3 separate regions of the Mus musculus genome follow, and all the other regions are linked to region 2. The links are chromatin loops, found by intact Hi-C in ENCODE. Cell type or tissue: left cerebral cortex. All regions are shown on one strand.

Region 1 (2,500 bases), 710 kb before region 2:
AATTCTTTTAAATATATTTATTGGTTTTTTATTTATTTACATTTCAAACGTTATCCTCCTTCCCAGTTTCCCCTCCACAAACCCCTTATCCCCTCCTGTGTACCCCCTGCCTCTATGAGAGTGCTCACTCACCCATCCATCCACTCCTGCCTCAGTGCCCTTGCATTCCCTTACGCTGAGTCATCGCTGAGTCATCGAGCCTCCACAGGACCAAGGGGCTCCCCTCCCATTGATGCCTGACAAGGCTATCCTCTGCTACATATCCAGCTGGAGCCCTGGTTCCCCCCCCCCCCCACCATGTGTACTTTAAAATCCTAGTCAACATGTATGAAAACCCTCAGTGCAATCCCCATGTCCGTCCACAGGTCAGACTCCAAAGGAAGGCATGCCCAAGTACACACACACACACACACACACACACACACACACACACACACACACATCTTACAATGCCATACCCTAGATTGTAACTTTTTTTTTTCTCTTGAAAGCAGTACAAATTTAAAATCAATTACAATTAACCTAGGAATTTTAAATGTGACTTTATTGAGACTTGGGTCTTCCTATGGAGTTACCCCCTCCTCCTCAGCTCCTCCCAGCCTTTCCCTAATTCAACCACAGGGATCCCGGGCTTCTGACCATTGGTTGGGTATAAGTCTATGTCTAACTTCAGCTGCTTGTTGGGTCTCTCAGAGGGCAGCCATGCAAAGCTCCTATCTTTAAGCATATTATAGTGTCAGTAGTAACTGGACAGTAAAAAAAAAAAAAAGATAAAAATCAATTAAAACAATAAAATGTGAGGTTAATGCAATATTACTCTCCACTCACTAATACTTTGTATTAATTTGGCATTATGCAATGTTGTGAATGGATTAAAACTGAACAAAGTATGTATGTAGTAGTATAAAGTTAATATATGTTTAAGAATACCCAGTGTTTCTTTACAATTCCTCATCAGGATCCCAATGAGCTAGAAAAATGCTCCTGACGATTAAAAGCGATACTGCTTCGTACCACCAGGTGGCGCCATAGTCCTCGCTGACGTTATTCAAGGAGTGCTTTGCAGAGATGAGTCCCCAAGTACAAAGACTCTGGGCTTTTAGAACATTTTATTTGAAATAATGAGACACGTGTGATTAACTTCCTAAAGAATAATTTTACTTTTGTCATTTTGGGTAAAGATGTGCACAATAAGTAAAAATGAGCAGCTGTTGAGAATAAAAGGAAGTTGCCTCATTTAGAAGCTATTAATTTCTTCCATCATTGTTCCCTCCGTTCTCAGACTTAAATACTCATATGCAGCACCTTATGATGAGAGACGAAATAAAATTTTCTTTACTCTCAAGATTTATTTTCTCTTTTTTAACCACAAATATGCGTCTCGTGTGTATTTAATTACTTTATAATGAGAATTCTACTAAAGTATTTTGGCTCTTTGTGCAGTTTGTTTGTTTGTTGTATTGGAACATGGTCCCACGTGGCCCAGACTCGCCTAGAAGTCACTGTATAGCAAAGAACGATATACTGAGTTCTTGGTCCTCAGCCTCCTCTTCCCATGTACAGGAGTTCCCTGTGTTTCTCACCACACAGCTAACCCCATTCATTCGTAAGAGTCTGCCACAACACCCCCTTCACTATCCACCCCATCACTTCCCCCCCATACACACACACTCACATGCTCAGTCTTGTGAAATCAGACGCATCAATCAGTCATTGTCTCCAATAGCTCGTCCTTGAGAGAGCAGGACTTTTACGATGACTAATAAACATATAGCATCAACAAGTTGATTTTTTCGTTTGTACCTGGATAATTTAGGAGCAGCATGCTTGAGTGGGGGCACACCTCTGAACAAGCCCTCTCCTCATTGGTTGTTAGGATGAGAGTAGGAATAGAGTAAACAGATGACAGCTTTGAAAAGAGTCAAGACAATGAGGAGAGAGGAAGCCATTGTTCAGAATGTGCATAGCCTGGCCCCTCCACTTTCTCTGAGATCCTGTGTATAAGATTAAAAGGCATTATTCCCCATTTCACTCATGGACTAGTCCCTAATCATATGTCTACTGCTTTAACACTTTATTTTTGATATGTAGGCTAAGAAGGATTGATTTGTAAATATTTACATATACTTTTTCTGAATTAAACAATTAAAATCATGACTGTGCACACTTATTTTCATTCTTAATTTGAGCGTGGAGGGAATGGCATAGTGGACACTTTATAGTAACTTCTGTTTGCTGTGTCAGCAGGGGTGGAGTTGGCAGAGTCTTCACTCCTTGACAGCCAAGCACTTTGTATACTGTTATAGAATAGAGGTCACAGGCAACCACTCCCTCTAATACTAGGTTATTTTGATAGGTGGATCCAGGGGTCACAATTTAGCCACAGAGAAGCTCAGTATCTTAGGGCACTGTGAGATCCAGTTGAGAGGTGGGGCCAACATAGCTGAGGGGTGGGGCAGCCTAAACTGTGGGGTGGGGCAGCTTAAGCTATGGGATGGGG
Region 2 (2,500 bases):
TCCAATAGTGAAGAAGGCACTGGTGAGCCATCCCCAAGGAAGTAAGAGCAGGAGAGCTAGTCCAGTCCCTCATCCCTGCAACCCTGAGAGTAGACACTGCTCCTTGCCTGGGTAGCACAGTGAGGCTGACTCTGAAGGCATTGTGTGTAGGTGAGCTGGCCCTGTGGGCAGGAGAGCTGACCTTGTTCCTGCTGATGGTGACACTGGGTGGCCTAGCCAGAACTGTGCTGAAGAGCTCACTCACTCTGGTGATTAGGATAAGGAAGAGCAGGTAGGACGACCAGATCTGCTATCACCTAGGCCCAGATTTAGGGCTCTTAGTTGGCCCACCCCAAAACGATATCATTTGTGAATGGTTGGGACCCAGGAAAATGCCGGTCCAGCTGTTCCCAAGTTTCAGGAACTCCATGACACAGGGCCACAACAGAATAACTTGGAGGAGTTCTGATGAAGATCCAACATTGATGGTGTTACAGAATCCAGAGAACAGGAACAAGAGCAGTGACTCAGTGCAATGAGCATTTATAGGTGGAAATGTGTGGCCAGAGGGATAGACTGTAGGGCCCCCTGCAGCATGCGACAGCTTCTACTGTGAGATGTGTTCTATGCTTTTGTACTTGTTGCTGTCTACTTGCTTGTGTGTTGTTTACTTTGGGGGGAGATTTTTAGGGGAAAGGGAGAATATGAGGCAATGAGGAGAAGAACAGAATCCGGGTGCAGGATGTGAAACTCAAAAAGAATCAACAGAAAGTTTTCTAAAATTAGATCTCTGTTTAAGAATAAAAGACAATTATAAGCTCATAAACTAGCAATGGACCATGCAGAGGGGAAATTAAGAAAATAAAAACTCATTTACAAAACATCAGAAAGAATATAATAAGTTTAATAAAAGACCAAAACTCCCACATAAAAAAACCTTAAATATACAACAGTATTTTAAAAAGTAAAGACAACCTAAATAAAAGAAAAGAAATTTCACAACTCTGCATCAGAAGAGTTAATGATGCTTAAATGGCAATCATCTTTGAATTCATCTACATATCCAATTTATTCTCTATCAAAATCCCAGCTGGCATTTTTGGAGAAAATAACAAGAGAGTCCTAAAATTCATATGCAAATACAAGTGACTCAGAATAAACAAACAGTCTTAAAAAGAGAACAAATTTGGAAGATTCTCTCTACTTGACTTTAAGATTTACAGCACAGGCAAATGAAGACACTGCTCTGTTGGTGTAAGAATGCATGACAGATGGGGCCCCAGCAAAGGAGAAATGGCTACAGGGTCTCAACCATCAGTGTAAAACAATTTGCAATTGATCATTGCCTACTAAGGGAAAACCAGTTCTCTCCAATGGCATGTAACTGGACATATCAACCACACTCCAGGGCAGGCACCATCACCATTCCCAGGAATAGTCACTCTCTCTCTCTCTCTCTCTCTCTCTCTCTCTCTCTCTCTCTCTCTCCCTCTCTCTCTCTGTCTCTTGTGTGTGTGTGTGTGTGTTCTTATCGGTCTTTTGATTGTTTTGATTTTCAGTTTCTGGGGTGCTTGTGTACTCAATTTTTAAGAAAGAAAGAGAAAGACCATAAAGTTGGGAGTGTAGGGAGATGGAGAGGATCTGAGATGTGTTGGGAGAGGAGAAAACATGACCAAAACATTTTATTTAACTTTTTAAAAATAGAATAAAGTAACAAATAACGCAGGTCCACCATCAATAGATTTGAGTTCTCAGACAAGAAAAGGATTCCTTACTCACACCACTTGCAAAAATCAACTGAAAATAGATCGTGGGCCTAAACATAATAGGTTTAACTATAAAATTTTCATAGGAAAGAATATGAAGCCTTCATAAACTTTCATCTTTCAGTAATGGTTTCTTGCACCAAACCAAAAGCATGAGATAAAAACATGAATGATTAAAAGGATTTTACTAGAAGACAACAATTTTGTCATTCAAAGGTAAGGAGACCCCTGCCCCATGTGCAACAGAGGGCTACCTTGTCTGGCCTCCGTGGGAGATGATGAACCTAATCCTCCCCAGGGGGGGCTCCACCCTCTCAGAGCCAAAGAGAAGGGAGATGGGGAGAAGCTCTAGAAGGGGGCACTGGGAGAGGGGGCAGCAATTGGGATGTAAATTAACTAATTAAAGACAACATAGAGATAGTAAACTGATGAAAATTTGGTATTAGCATATTTAATGAAAGATGTGCATTTAGACCATTTTCTCTTATATATCAATAAGGCATATGTAAACAAATATGATATGGACAAATAATCTGCATAATTTTCTCCAAAGGATGCATGCGAACGGCACAGAAAACAGCAGCATCCACTGTGAGACGTTAGGGAAAGAGTCAGACACCACATTACTCACGGAAAGGGTAAAAACAACAAATGTTGGCAAGCATGGTGAAAAATTAGAGTCATCAACTTCTTACACTTAGAATGGGAAATGGCGGTGCTCTTGAGAAATCAGAGTGCTACAGTTACTCGGCTAC
Region 3 (2,500 bases), 700 kb before region 2:
GGGATACCATAGGACTTGGAGATCTAGTGAATGACACATATGGTCTTCAGTTGATTTAAAGTATGCAGTTCATTATTGAAAAGTGTTTAGCATCTTAGATACTGTCAAAAACATGTCTAACTCTTTTCTATAGAAAATATCTTCATGCCAGCCATCATGTTAAAGAGAGCTCCATACTCTGTGGCACTCTGTGGTACTCTGAGGAACCCTGTGGCTAGAGAATCAGGCCCTGGTGGACAGGAATTTCTATTGCCACATGTGCTGAAGCTTCTGTGACAAGTGAAGAGATGGTCAGCCATCACAGAGAAGGAAATAGCATTGGAAAGGTTCATTTCCCATTTCACTGGACAGACTTTTGTCTGGACCTCTAAAATCTGCAATGCCTAGCTTCCTTCTACTCAAGAAAATATAAATAAAATATAAAACATTTACATTCCAACCCCCCTTTAAGATGAAATACATATTAAACTAATCAGTGACGTCATTTATTTCCATGCAATAAGTGTCTTAATGACATAATATGGTTAATTTTTAATGTTAGAAATAAAAAATGAATAATGAAAAATTTTATATCATCAAAAATTATATACCTTGGCTTTACTGTGATTTTAAATGTTCAATAGAAATGAAATATTATCTTTCCAGCACAACTAGAATTTCAAAGAGAATATTTATCATTTTCATAATTTTCATGAGATTGACTATTTTTTACATAAATATTAAAAACTCAAAAGTCCAATTCTGCTAACAATATTAATATTGGACTTACCCTGGGAATCTATATATGCCCAAAAGATTCATACATTTGGCAAATTTTATCAGAGAAACTTTGAAGATTTTTTTAAAAATTCAGGCACAAATGTTAATACTGTATGTGTCAATTTTATATTTTAAAGCCACAAAATATCCTGTAGAATAGTATATAATATCATTATGTGCCAAATTCTTTGGAAGGAATAGATAAAAGATAAAACCTAACATATACTACATACATAAATACACAGACACACATACAAACAAACATACAGATAAATACAGATAGACACATACAGATCCACACATGCATAATCACATACACCAGAGATGCACACACACACACACACACACACACACACACACACATGTTCAGAACCTGCTAAGAATTATTTGATTTCTGTGACTATACTAAGATGGAAAGAATCTAGTCTTGCCTCGGTCTTTGTTTGGTCTGTTATCACTGACAAAATGTACTTTAGAAGCTGTAATGAATTATGTTTGACTAAATTTTCTTTTGATTACATAAAAACATATACATACAGGATGGCTAAATGATTTTGTTGCTGTCTGAATTCTCTTTCTCGTACATTTCCCTTTTCTCAAGTACCAAATAAAACTGTGCCTACACATCTGCTGTTAGGACATGAGCTCTAACTGAAAGAGTAGAAAGAAATGTTCATCCCAATGCAAGTCCACGTGAATGGACTATAAAATTCCTTCTTCCTTGACAGGGATAAATTTCACATAGAATGTTTTAATCTTCACTTTTAAAAATAACTATATTATCTGGAGCTATTTTGGATCTGAACATGAAAACTCAATTCAGACATGAATCTTGTTTATATAAAGTAGGTAAGTTGACTCAGAAACACTGTAGAAAGCTTTCTGAACATGGAACCAGAAAGTTAAAATGTTGAGATCCACCTGCCCCCTTCGTTTCCCACTGTGCCATCCTAAAATAGCCCAGGTTGTGCTTTGATTCTTACAAGTCTCTCAGCAGAAATGAAGAAGAAGGAGAAGGAGAAGAAGGGGAAGAAGGAGCAGAAGGGGAAAAAGGAGAAGAAGGGGAAGAAGGAGGGGGAGAGGGAGTGGGAGAGGGAAAAGGAGGAGAAGGAGAAGGAGGAGGAGCAGAAGAGGGAGAGGGAAAAGGAGAAGGAGAAGGAGGAGAAAGAGGAAGAGGAAGAAGATGAGGACGAGAACAAGAAGAACAAGAACAAGAATGAGAACAAGAAGTACAAGAAGAAGTTGTTCCCTTTTCACCATTATTTTGGAAGATTCTGGAAGAAGTTTCTAATGCTGAAGATCAAGCAGTAGTTACTAGTAGTATTAATAACTATATTAGTCATTATAGCAAGATGATTCTATTGTGATGATTGGACTACCCTTGGTGAGGTGGCATTGAGAAAACAACATCTGTAATCATCACTCTGACTTCATGAAAGATAATGCTGCTGGCTCCACTCTTAACTTTTCAGAGTGCAAGAAGTGTCTCAAGCAGAAATTAGAAAGAATCCCTTTCCCAGAATGAAGAGAGAGTAAATAAAGTTTACACACATTGACATGAATGGACATGCTCGCACATGTGCACATGTCCAAGCAGCTATACCACCCAATGACTAGAGCTGTCTACTTTCCCATTCATTTGTCTTCAGTTTCCTCAGGCATGGCATGGCCATCTCTAAATTCCAATGAATACTAATGCTGTTGAATTTGCATAATTTAGATTATTCATGAACTTTATACT

What was found. Hi-C counts contacts between places; a loop is a spot of excess contacts. Peaks named below come from ENCODE experiments on the same cell type or tissue, not always from the same donor. Only the 100,000 strongest peaks of a DNase experiment are listed, where the experiment ranks them.
Region 1: a loop joins it to region 2, with 2.6 times the contacts of the local background. A loop is called at or near these places in 2 of 42 quality-filtered maps.
Region 3: a loop joins it to region 2, with 2.6 times the contacts of the local background. A loop is called at or near these places in 2 of 42 quality-filtered maps.

The regions. Positions count from the first base shown.
Region 1 is chr14:115,830,520-115,833,019 of GRCm38, forward strand. All of the region lies in intron 7 of Gpc5 (glypican 5), which reads left to right. Among named protein-coding and RNA genes, the nearest start is that of 4930505G20Rik, 420 kb to the left of the region's middle. In left cerebral cortex, a CTCF peak has its summit at 1,013 (motif pointing right); DNase peaks (open chromatin) are centred at 1,017 and 1,581.
Region 2 is chr14:116,542,752-116,545,251 of GRCm38, forward strand. No RefSeq gene overlaps it. Among named protein-coding and RNA genes, the nearest start is that of Gm52093, 340 kb to the right of the region's middle. In left cerebral cortex, no CTCF peak of the experiment used is centred here; a DNase peak (open chromatin) is centred at 1,162.
Region 3 is chr14:115,842,587-115,845,086 of GRCm38, forward strand. All of the region lies in intron 7 of Gpc5 (glypican 5), which reads left to right. Among named protein-coding and RNA genes, the nearest start is that of 4930505G20Rik, 430 kb to the left of the region's middle. In left cerebral cortex, no CTCF peak of the experiment used is centred here; DNase peaks (open chromatin) are centred at 1,425 and 1,666.